Linked DNA regions of Homo sapiens: region 1 is linked to region 2. The links are chromatin contacts, found by Hi-C or POLR2A ChIA-PET in ENCODE. All regions are on one chromosome and are shown on one strand. Each heading gives the region's core, a stretch centred on a gene start or an enhancer-like site at or near the end of the contact. The rest is flanking DNA. Distances are from core to core; before and after follow the strand shown. Region 1 holds the start of SNHG3 (small nucleolar RNA host gene 3). Region 2 holds the start of HMGN2 (high mobility group nucleosomal binding domain 2).

The links. Hi-C counts contacts between places; a loop is a spot of excess contacts on that map. ChIA-PET counts read pairs that join two places held with the same protein, here RNA polymerase II (POLR2A). Pooled maps may share reads with other maps.
Region 1: a loop to region 2 is called in a pooled map, with 7 times the contacts of the local background. The contact joins the promoter of SNHG3 here to the promoter of HMGN2 in region 2. A Hi-C loop is called at or near these places in 5 of 50 pooled maps. POLR2A ChIA-PET finds 5 or more read pairs at or near these places in 2 of 52 experiments (Caco-2 and activated T-cell).

The regions. Positions count from the first base shown.
Region 1 is chr1:28,503,967-28,509,216 of GRCh38, reverse strand. SNHG3 (small nucleolar RNA host gene 3) reads right to left here and starts at 3,274. Exons shown (of 4, transcript NR_036473.1): 1 at 3,133-3,274; 2 at 2,890-2,997; 3 at 1,057-1,089; 4 at 1-387. RCC1 (regulator of chromosome condensation 1) reads right to left here and starts at 3,174. Exons shown (of 13, transcript NM_001381865.2): 1 at 3,133-3,174; 2 at 1,057-1,089; 3 at 312-387. It overlaps SNORA73A (small nucleolar RNA, H/ACA box 73A), which reads right to left and starts at 1,852; the gene lies at 1,646-1,852. It overlaps SNORA73B (small nucleolar RNA, H/ACA box 73B), which reads right to left and starts at 659; the gene lies at 455-659. RefSeq lists enhancers at 1,109-1,874, 2,066-2,360.
Region 2 is chr1:26,470,397-26,475,321 of GRCh38, reverse strand. HMGN2 (high mobility group nucleosomal binding domain 2) reads right to left here and starts at 2,882. Exons shown (of 6, transcript NM_005517.4): 1 at 2,695-2,882; 2 at 1,795-1,839; 3 at 1,590-1,619; 4 at 1,187-1,237; 5 at 655-750; 6 at 1-209. The coding sequence starts at 2,709. The coding sequence ends at 174. DHDDS (dehydrodolichyl diphosphate synthase subunit) reads right to left here. Exons shown (of 9, transcript NM_205861.3): 9 at 4,016-4,925. RefSeq lists silencers at 2,158-2,327, 2,368-2,657, 2,918-3,187, 3,072-3,487 and enhancers at 2,857-3,566, 3,567-4,275.

The sequences.
Region 1 (5,250 bases), core at 2,025-4,524, 2.0 Mb before region 2:
GTATGAATGAGGTGAAAGAATGTGCATTCCTAGCTAAATGCCAAATTCCAAAGCCTTTAGTACAAAAACAGCAGACTTTCTGCAAAACAGGTCGACTTTTAAAAGAGGTATGAGGGCTGGGCGTGGTGGCTTATGTTTGTAATCCCAGCTACTTGGGAGGCTGAGGTTGCAGCCAAGATTGCGCCACTGCACTACAGCCTGGGCGACAGAGCAAGACTCTCAAAAGGAGGCATGAAATGCACCTCAATCTTTTGCTCCAAGTCTGCCAAAGATTGTCAAACCCTCCCTGTTAAAAAAAAAAATCAGTTTACCTACTCTCCCTTCTATATAAAGGACCCTAAAATTAAATGTCAATGCCAAAATGCGAAGTGCAGATCGTCTTCTCTCCTAAAAGAAAAGAAATAATGATTAGACTCCTGAAGATCCTACTTCAACTTAAAATCTAGTATACTAGATATGTTTCCTGCATGGTTTGTCTCCCCAGTCATTGTCCACAGGACTCTGGGAAGCTGTAGGAATATGCAGGCGCAGACACGAGGCCCAGCTTCATCTTCAACGTTGTGGAAAGGGACTGTACATCATGGGGCAGAGCCCTAAGCTCCCCTATGCCACTTGGACAGAGCCTGGGGAGAGTGACCTCCCAGGGTATCCACGTTGGAATGCTCATTAGTGAGGAATTGGAGTAACCGACAAATCCAATATTGCTAATCACCCACAGTATTTTCAAGGGCTAGTATCTTTCTCAGCTCAGGCTACACATGTAGATAAAGCCAATTAGGCTTCCTACAGTTCACTAGGGCAGCTTTTACTACTTTGCACTTTTAATGAGCTGACTAAAAAAAGCAATTTTTACAGAACAGAGCATATGTTGAAGTTATGTCAACATGCCTACAAAAATGCAGCAAAGTCGATATTTGGCTATTGCTCTGAGAATGATTAAATGCCTCAGAGGTAAATCCTGACCAACTAGAATAAAAGTCTCTTCAATCCTATTTCCATTACAGAAATCATTGACAAAGAGCTGATAAGCAAAAAACAATTAGCAGATTTACTCACCAAATAAGAGTTACTTGGAATCCTTAACAAATCCTGCAAAACAAGATATTAATCTATTAGTACAGCAAAACCCTAAACTTTTTCAACGAGGGGCCTCATGCTATCGCCTGGGGTTGGAGTACAGTGGCACTGGAGTATAGGTTTGAGTATAGGTCACTCCTGGGCTCCAGCGATTCTCCTTCCTCCAGCTACCTATCATCATGCCTGGCTACTTTTTAGCCAATTTTTCTTAAACATGTATTAAGACTTCAATCCAGCCAGGTGTGGTGGCTCACGCCTGTAATCCCAACATTTTGGGAGGCCAGAGGCTGGCGGATCACAAGGTCAGGAGTTTGAGACCAGCCTGACCAACATGGTGAAACCCTGTCTTTACTAAAAATACAAAAATTAGCCTGGCGTGGTGGCGGGGGCCTGTAATCCCAGCTACTCAGGAGGCCAAGGCAGGAGAATCACTTAGCATAATCACTTGAACCCGGGAGGCAGAGGCAATGGAGTGCGCCACTGCACTCCAGCCTGGGCAACAGAGCGACTCCATCTCCAAAAAAAAAAAAAAAAAAAAAGACTTCAATCCAGATTCAGTGCTCTAGAAGGCTGTTTCCTGCATGGTTTGTCTCCCCAGTAATTGTCGACAGGACTCTGGGAAGCTGTAGGAATATGCAGGCGCAGACACGAGGCCCAGCTTTATTTCCAACGTTGTGGAAAGGGACTTGTACATCATGGGGCAGAGCCCTATGCTCCCCTACGCCACTTGGACAGAGCCCGGGGAGAGTGACCTCCCGGGTGTATCCACGTTGGACAATCAGTGTAACGCATAAATTTACAGAATCCAATAGGAAACAATTTCATCCATTCATGTTACTACAGATCTTAAACAAGAAAGCAAACGAGTTTCCACCCTGTCCACAGTGGGGTGTTAAAAAAAAATCGGTTTCTAGACTGGTAACATGCATATTCAGCTATTCTAATTACTTTACAATAGGCGGTTAGTACTATGTGGAAGGTACCGCAGAAGCAAAGACAACAATTAGGCCCAGCTATCCTAAATTCAAATGAAACACGTGGACTTGTTAATTACCCCCAAATCGGCCAGGCACGATGGCTCACGCCTGTAATCCTAAAAATATAAAAATAAAAATGACCCAAATCACAAAAATACGAGAAAGCATAATTACGAAACGCAATGCTTCCAAATTATGAAAATCTTCGGCCTGGCGTGGCGGACCACAAGGTCAGGCGTTGGAGACCAGCCTGGCCAACATGGTGAAATCCCGTCTCTACTAAAAATACAAAAATAAGCCAGGCGCGGTGGTACACGCCTGTAGTCCCAGCTACTCGGGAGGCTGCGGCAGGAGAATTGCTTGAGCCCAGCAGGCGGAGGTTGCAGTGGTGCGATCAAATAAAAAGAAAAATTGAGAAAATTCTTAAAGGCAAATGAGGATCCAGAATAAAACTGTGTGCAATTATATTGAGAACGACAATGTGCCTACTATGAGGCAGTAAGATAAACAGTGGGGGTGGCGGTGCACCTTCAGAGGCTCGCTGGGTCGGGCGGCAGCCCTGCGGGTCCCGAGGTCTCCATGGCCCACTTCTGGCCCAGGCCCGTCTAACGCGTACTTTAGAGTTGGGACCGATGCCGCCTAAGACACCCATATATAGTTTTAAATTACATGATTTCCGGCCAGGCGCGGTGGCTCACGCCTGTAATCCCAGCACTTTGGAAGGCCGAGGGTGGTGGATCACCGGAAATCAGGAGTTCAAAACCAGCCTGACCAACATAGCGAAACCCCGTCTCCACTAAGAATACAAAAATTGGCCGGGCGTGGTGGCACGTGCCTGTAATCCCAGCTGCTGGAGAGGCTGAGGCACGAGAATCGCTTGAACCCGGCAGGCGGAGGTTGCAACGAGCACTGCAGTCCAGCCTGAGTGACAAACCGACTCCGTCTCAAAAAAAAAAAAAAAGTAAATAAATAAAATACTATATGATCTTCCTAGGGAAGCTCGGCTACTGATCTATAGCATTAGACCCACAACTCCGGTGGCAAGCATCTGATCACACTTACCAAGGATCACACTTACCAAGGAGAAGAAGCGACCACTGCGAATCTGTCTCCAAAAAGGAGAGAGAAAACGCGAAGCATCCTTTTTAAACCTTACGAAGTGCCCGGAAGTCCTGGAATGTCTATTGCGCGTGCGCAGAAGCATGCGCAGTTAGAGAATCAGAAACTCACTGAGGCTTCTGGGAATCTACTGCAGATTGAGCCCCACCCCTTCCTGGCTGGGAGGCCTCTCGCGGTAGTGGATCCTTCCCGCGGGACCTTGCTGGGGAATGTACGTTACAGAAATAGGTTTGTAGGTATGTAGCTGCAGAGGACGTTTACTTCTGTGCAATCACTGGACTCAGTCTGTAGGATATGCCCTTAGATAAACTGGCCAAAAAGTTTTTGGAAGAGTCGAACGCGGTGGCTCACGCCTGTGATTACAGCAGCTCTGAAGGCCGTGAGGGGCGGATCGCTTGAGGCCAGGAGTTCGAGACCGGCCTGGGCATCATGGCGAAACCCCGTCTCTACAAAAAATACAGAACATAAGCCAGGCATGGTGCCGCGCACCTCCAGTCCCAGCTACTCGGGAGGCTGAAGCATGAGAATCGTTTGAACCTGGGAGGCGGTGGTTGCAGTGAGCCGAGATCGCGCCGATGCACTCCATCCTGGTCGACAGAGCGAAACTCTCTCTCCAAATAAATAAGTAAAACGTTGGAATAATAAGAATGCAGAATGAAAAAAATACATATAGAGAAATACGGAGTATCAAAAGGAATTGAATCTGCTCTGTCACCTGTGAAAGAAATAATTTGATAAATGTGAAGGTAAATAAGATGAAAGTGCCCCTAGACGAATCAGATAAAAGTTTAAAAACTCCAGGCCTGGCCCGGATAAAAATAAATAAAAATAAAAAATAAAAAACTCCATTGCACAACAGTGTGAATGAATGTAATTAAAAGCACTGCCCTATACTCTTTCTTTTTTTTTCGAGATGGAGTTTTGCTCTGTCACCCAGGCTAGAGTGGAATGGCGCGGTCTCGGCTCACTGCAACCCCGGCCTCCCGGGTTCAAGCGATTCTCCTGCCTCGGCCTCCCCAGTAGCTGGGATTACAGGCGCCCGCCACCGTGCCTGGCTAATTTTTGTATTTTTAGCAAGACGGGGTTTCACCATCTTGGCCAGGCTGGTCTCGAACTCCTGACCTCAAGCAATCCACCCGCCTCGGCCTCCAAAGTGCTGAGATTACAGGCATGAGCCAGCGCACCTGGACTTTTTTTTTTTTTTTTTTTTTGAGACGGAGTCTCGCTCTGTCGCCCAGGCTGGAAGGAAGTGGTGTGATCTCGGCTCACTGCAACCTCCACCTCCCAGGTTCAACCAGTTCTCCTGCCTCAGCCTCCCGAGTAGCTGGGACTATAGGCATGCCACCATGCCCGGCTAATTTTTGTATTTTTAGTAGAGACCGGGTTTCACCATGTTGGCCAGGCTGCTCTCGAACTCCTCACCTCAAGTGATGCCCGCCTTGGCCTCCCAAAGTACTGGGATTACAGGCCTGAGCCACCACACCTGGCCCCCTATACATTTTAAACTAGTTAAAAATGGCAAGTTTTATGTATATTTTACCACACACAAAACCCTCTGAATATGAAGTAGGCAAGTAAAGAATGCTTACGATATATATACATAAGAAATGTTGCAAATATGATGGAATTTTTAGTGTGGTGTAAGGTGGAAAAACGTTGGCTAGAGAGACAGAGCTATCACAGCTGGGCTATCTTGAGTAGTAACGTTTATGGTGTTCCTCCTACATATTAGATTTTGTTCTGAATGCTTTATTACGTACATTATTTACTATCGCAGCAATTCTTTTTTTTTTTTTTTTTGAGATGGAGTCTTGCTCTGTTGCCCAGGCTGGAGTGCAGTGGCTCGATCTTGGCTCACTGCATTCTCTGCCTCCTGGGTTCAAGCAATTCTCCTGCCTCAGCCTCCCGAGTAGCTGGGACTGCAAGCAAGTGTCACCATGCCCCACCAATTTTTGTATTTTCAGTAGAGACGGGGTTTCACCATATTGGCCAGGGTGGTCTTGAACTCCTGACCACGTGATCTGCCCGCCTTGACCTCCCAAAGTGCTGGGATTACAGGCATGAGCCACCGTGCCCG
Region 2 (4,925 bases), core at 1,633-4,132:
ATATGCCCCTTCCCCCAAAAACAACAATGAAGTGTTCTGTGTGCTAACAACATAGCTTTTAAAAAAAAAAAAAAAGTAAAACAAAATTCTGCATTTTTATAAAACTTGATAAAAAATAGTATTTCAAACTGTACAGTCACCAGAAGTACACAGTTATCAAAAATGCACACACTTCACTTGGCATCTCCAGCACCTTCAGCTTTCTGTGCCTAAAAGAAAACAGACAAATTAATGCAATGCGTAGATTTCAAAACTATCTGTGTTCACATTCCACCTACAGCATCACTTTGCTCCCAGGCCAAAGTTCAGGTTTCAGGTACTGAGACTCAGTATTTCTTCTGAGAATGACTTACTAGGTAACTTTGCTAAGTCACCTCTCCTCTGGGCCTCACTGTAAAATTGAGGTAGGAAGAACACCAGAATAAGAGACCTGAGGTTACTCCTAGCTTGAAAACTTCATGTAGTATAAAACACAATGCCCTTCAGCTGACAGTAGAGATTTCAAGAATCCAGGATTTAAGTTAACAGGAAAGCCACAAGCACACTGGACCAAATGGTACATTTGGAGTGATACAAGAAAAGGGCAATTAAATTTTTGATATCAGCAACTAACTGAATGAACAAATCTAACAAAGGGTGAAACAGCAGTTATACCTGGTCTGTTTTGGCATCTCCATTTTCTGCAGGGTTATTCCCCTCCTTGCCAGCATCAGCTTTTCCCTTTTTCCCTTTGGGTACCTTCTCTCCCTTCTGAAAAAGGGGAAAAAATAGAACTGTTTCTCCCCATTTCGTATTACCAAGGTATGGTCTGCAAAGTTCTGCACAAGGTAGGATTGTTTACTCAAGATAAAACACAAACCCTCACCCATTTGACAAGAACAACTGATCAAAACTAGGCTAAATTATCTGTAATTTGCTATAATCTTTAGTACTTAGAATTTCCTAAGTAACAGAAGAATAAATTAGTTTAAACCCTGGGGTATTTAATATTTAAATGCAGATTTTCCTATAAACTAACAACAGAATTCTTGATCAGGAAACCAACGTTATGAATGACACGGACGAGGTAAGCTATCCACACAGTTTATAACCTCCATTAATGGAGGCACCATTATGCTAATTAAGTTAAGGCACTAAGGACAGTCCTCATTCTGTGAAAATGATCAGTTCCAATGTTAGCACTTACCTTTGCAGGGGCCTTTTTAGGCTTGGGCTCTGGCTTTGGAGGAGCAGGTTTCTTTTTTTGGCAGGAAGAGAGGAAAAAGTGAACATCAGTACAATGGACTGAAGAAAACCACCCACAACCAACCAAAAGTACCAAGGGTAGAGAAGTTTCTCCTCCTCCTCAAAAGTTTTTGTGGTTGGCTTTCTTCTAGAATGTTGGATTTCCAGAAGCCCACTCAAATGTCCCACTTTGGCTACAGGCATCAGAATTTCAGAACCAGCAAAACCCAAAGGGGCAAGAGTCCCAAGTAGAGGCAATGATTCAAAACCAGGCACTAACCATAATTCATGGAAGCAAAGGGAATTGTTTTTTGATGTTTTTTAGTTTCAGGGACAAGCACGAAAATTCAAAAGCATACACTTACAGCAGACAACCTCGCGGATCTTCTCTGTGGCTATTAAAGACAACGAGAAAGTTAGAAATAGGACAGGTAAGTCGCTTTGAAAGTTTGGTATCAATTTGCTCTAGATTATAGGAGTGTAAATTCAGGACACAGGTTACGGTTAATCACCGAGTCCAGTGGCCTCTGCTAGTCCAAGGCTTTGACCCTTGAAGAGAGAATGACTTACTTCGTCCTTCACCTTTGCTTTATCTCCCTTAGCATCCCCTTCAGCCTATAAGAAACAAGAACAAAAAACTGCAGATTTTGAGGTGGTTCTTAATTACTTCCCAAACTTTAGAGTGCTAAAAATGAAAATTAAAGCAGTCGTCCACACAACTTTTCTAGGACATAAATGAGTGAGCCCGACGTTCGTATAAGAACGAAGCGCGCGCAGGAGCTCCGGCTCGCCGACCCCGAGAAGCGAGGGCTGGACCGGAGCGCAGCCGGGGAGGGCAGCGGAGCCCGCACCACCGCGACAGGCAGGAGCAACAGCTGCAGATGGCGCAAACAAACCCCCTCCGGAGGCGGAGCCCAGCGCCGTTGCTATGGCAGCCGTCGAGGGCGGGAGAGGGAGGCGCGCGCAGCCCGGGGAACTCGTGGGCGGCGACAGCGCGCGTCTCGTGCGCGGGGAACGTGGGCGAGGGGGCGGGGCCATACCGCACAAGCCCCGCCCCTCACGGCGGCGGTTTTTTGGCGGCAGCGCTTTCCCCCGCCCGCCAACCCCGAGCGCCGCCTTCCCGCCCTTTCGGGTTTGAATTGCCCGCCCGCAGGGAGGGGAGGGAAGGGGCCCTCGCGATGGGGGAGGGGGCACGGGGCGGGGGCGGCGAGCCCGAGGAGAGCGGGATAAACAGCCGCCAACATGGCTCCTCCCGCCGCGGCCGCCGCTCCTCCAATATGGCCTCTGGCGCCCGCGGGCAGCCGAGCCGCTCAGGGTTAGCCCCGAGCTGCCCGACACCGTCTCCAGCCCCCGCGCGGGGAGGCTGCGCTGGCTCCTGCTCGGCGCCGATTCTCGCTCCCTGCACCAGGGAGGCGGCGGCGGCGGTGGCGGCAGTGGTGGCCCGGCGCCTGGGGCCCTCGCGCCACGTACCTTTCTCTTGGGCATGGTGGCGGCGGCGACGGCAGCGGGACGTAGGTGCTGGACGCGGGATGCAGCGGCGCGCGGGCTTTGGTCGGTCCGGGGGTCGTTCTCGCCTCTTCTTCACACTGCTCGGGCTCCGGGGGGTTTATAAAGTTTTTATAGCGCTGGGAGCCCCGGACCGGTTAGAACCGGATTTCACCTCCCGCCGCCGTTCATTGGCCCAGCTGGGGTCACGTGGGCGGGGTTTAAACTCACCTCCTCTGGAGGGAGTGAGGAGGGGGGTGTGTGGGGGGGGTAGTGCGCGGAGACGGCGGCGCGCCGAGGGGGTGGGGGCGCAGTCGGGGTGGCGCGCGTCGAAGGCAGTAAATGAGGAGGGGTGCGCGAGTCGGCGGGCTCCGGGTTCCGGCTCCCGCCAAGAGCTGTCTTTTGCAAACTAGCAAGTTCCTTCCACCTTATGCAACCCAGCAACCCACTTCTCCAAGCCGTGCGACACTCACGGCGCATCTCAGCGGCTTTCCTTCCTGCTCCCGCTGGGGGCCCCAGAAGAGGGGTTTGCGAGGCCTGGCTGCACTGCCCTGCTCCTCTGGAAGCAGGAGGAAGCGCGCGGCTGGAGGCACAGGCTGCAGTTCCCAGAGCCCAGGCTGACGCCAAAGTGGGAAAAAGGCGGGGAAACCAGCTTGGCGCAGCCGGACGTGCATCCTTCCGAGCTGCCACTTCGGAGAAGCCTTTCGTGCACCTCACCTGAAAGACGGTCCCACTCGAGGTGGGCTAGGGGTTTCAGGGGGAGACTTTCCATGCAGAGGTGCCTTTTGGGTGCCGTGGGTCAGGTAGGAGCTGTCCTTTCAGCACCCGTTGCGCAGCCGCCTCCCCAAATGCTATCGAAGCCCCCACCCCCAACTCCTCTCGGGTGGCTCCCTTAAGGTCCCTGTATTCCCAAACCTCCAGACCCCGCCACAGTATGGTGGAGAGCGGCCGTCGAGGTCTACCAGCACTCACTTCCCCCTACACTCTACCCCTCTCGGAGACATTTTGCCCAGCTGCCCAACCCGACGCGGCCACCAAGCCTGGGCACTGCAGCCGCAGCTGGCGAAATCCCTCCTTCCACACTGTCAAGCTGGCTGCCTTTCACTTGCGCGAGGAAAGGAGGGTGGAGGAAAGCGCCCGGGGATTAGGAAACAAGTAGAGGAACAGGTGGTGTGATGGCAAAAGGGCTCTTCCGGTGCCCCCTAGTCCAAAGCCAGGGTCTTGGAGCTAGCCAAGTGCACCTGAGGGAGGGTAGGCAATTGCAGCAGCAAAAGAAGGTGTTCTTCCGTTGCAGTTAGCAAACAAGTTTTACATCTAAGAATCTTTAAAAATTCTATTTGAGACCCAGCACACAAGAATACGATAGATGTCCTCAAATGGGGGCTTGGCTCACAGGTGGAAGGACACTAAATTGGTCCCATCTGATTTCTTGAGGCAAGGGTTGAACCTGGCTTGCACAAATCACACCTGTCCAAAGCAACCACGAGTTCTACTATTTTGCAGCCCTTGCTGCTGGGCGACGACGACGACCTCTCTGCCTCTTCTTTCCACCACTACATCGCCTCCTGGGGCAGCTTCTCCCTACTCCACCCTGTGTACCTTTCCCAGAATACAGAACCTCAGGCCAAAGAGAGATGCCAGCCCCATTAATCACCTCTACTGTACCCCAATCATATTACGGAAAGTCAGACCCAGGAGACAGGACTCAACAGCCACGCTCATAGGGCAGATTCCGTTTGCTGCCTCCAGCCCCTCATTCCCGCCTTAATTGTAGGGCTCTGCATTATAGCCGCATAATTCATGCCTCCCTAATTATGGCTGTCAACAGCCCCATTGTAAAGCTGTAAAATGTACAGCACCTGCTCTCCAGGAACCCTGTGCCAGGGATTGGTAGAGGGGAGTGCCAGGTGTGGATGGGGGCTTTGCCAAAGGGTTCACTGATTGGCTTCTCAATCGCCGTGTCTGGCATTTATGCTTGATTCTGGGAGCATGGACAATAGCCAAGAAGTCTCTTGCCGCCAGGTATCCCGGGACAGAAAGGGGAAGAGGCGGGTGGGGTATAGGAAAGTTAGGGGTTTCCTGTGTGCTCTTGCTACAACTTGCAAGATTTCACCTCTCCCCTAGAGGGAGCTGCTAGGGAAACAGCTTGCAGAAAGTAAAATGGGAAGTCTGGCATGGTGGCTCATGCCTGTAATCCCAGCACTTTGGGAGGGTGA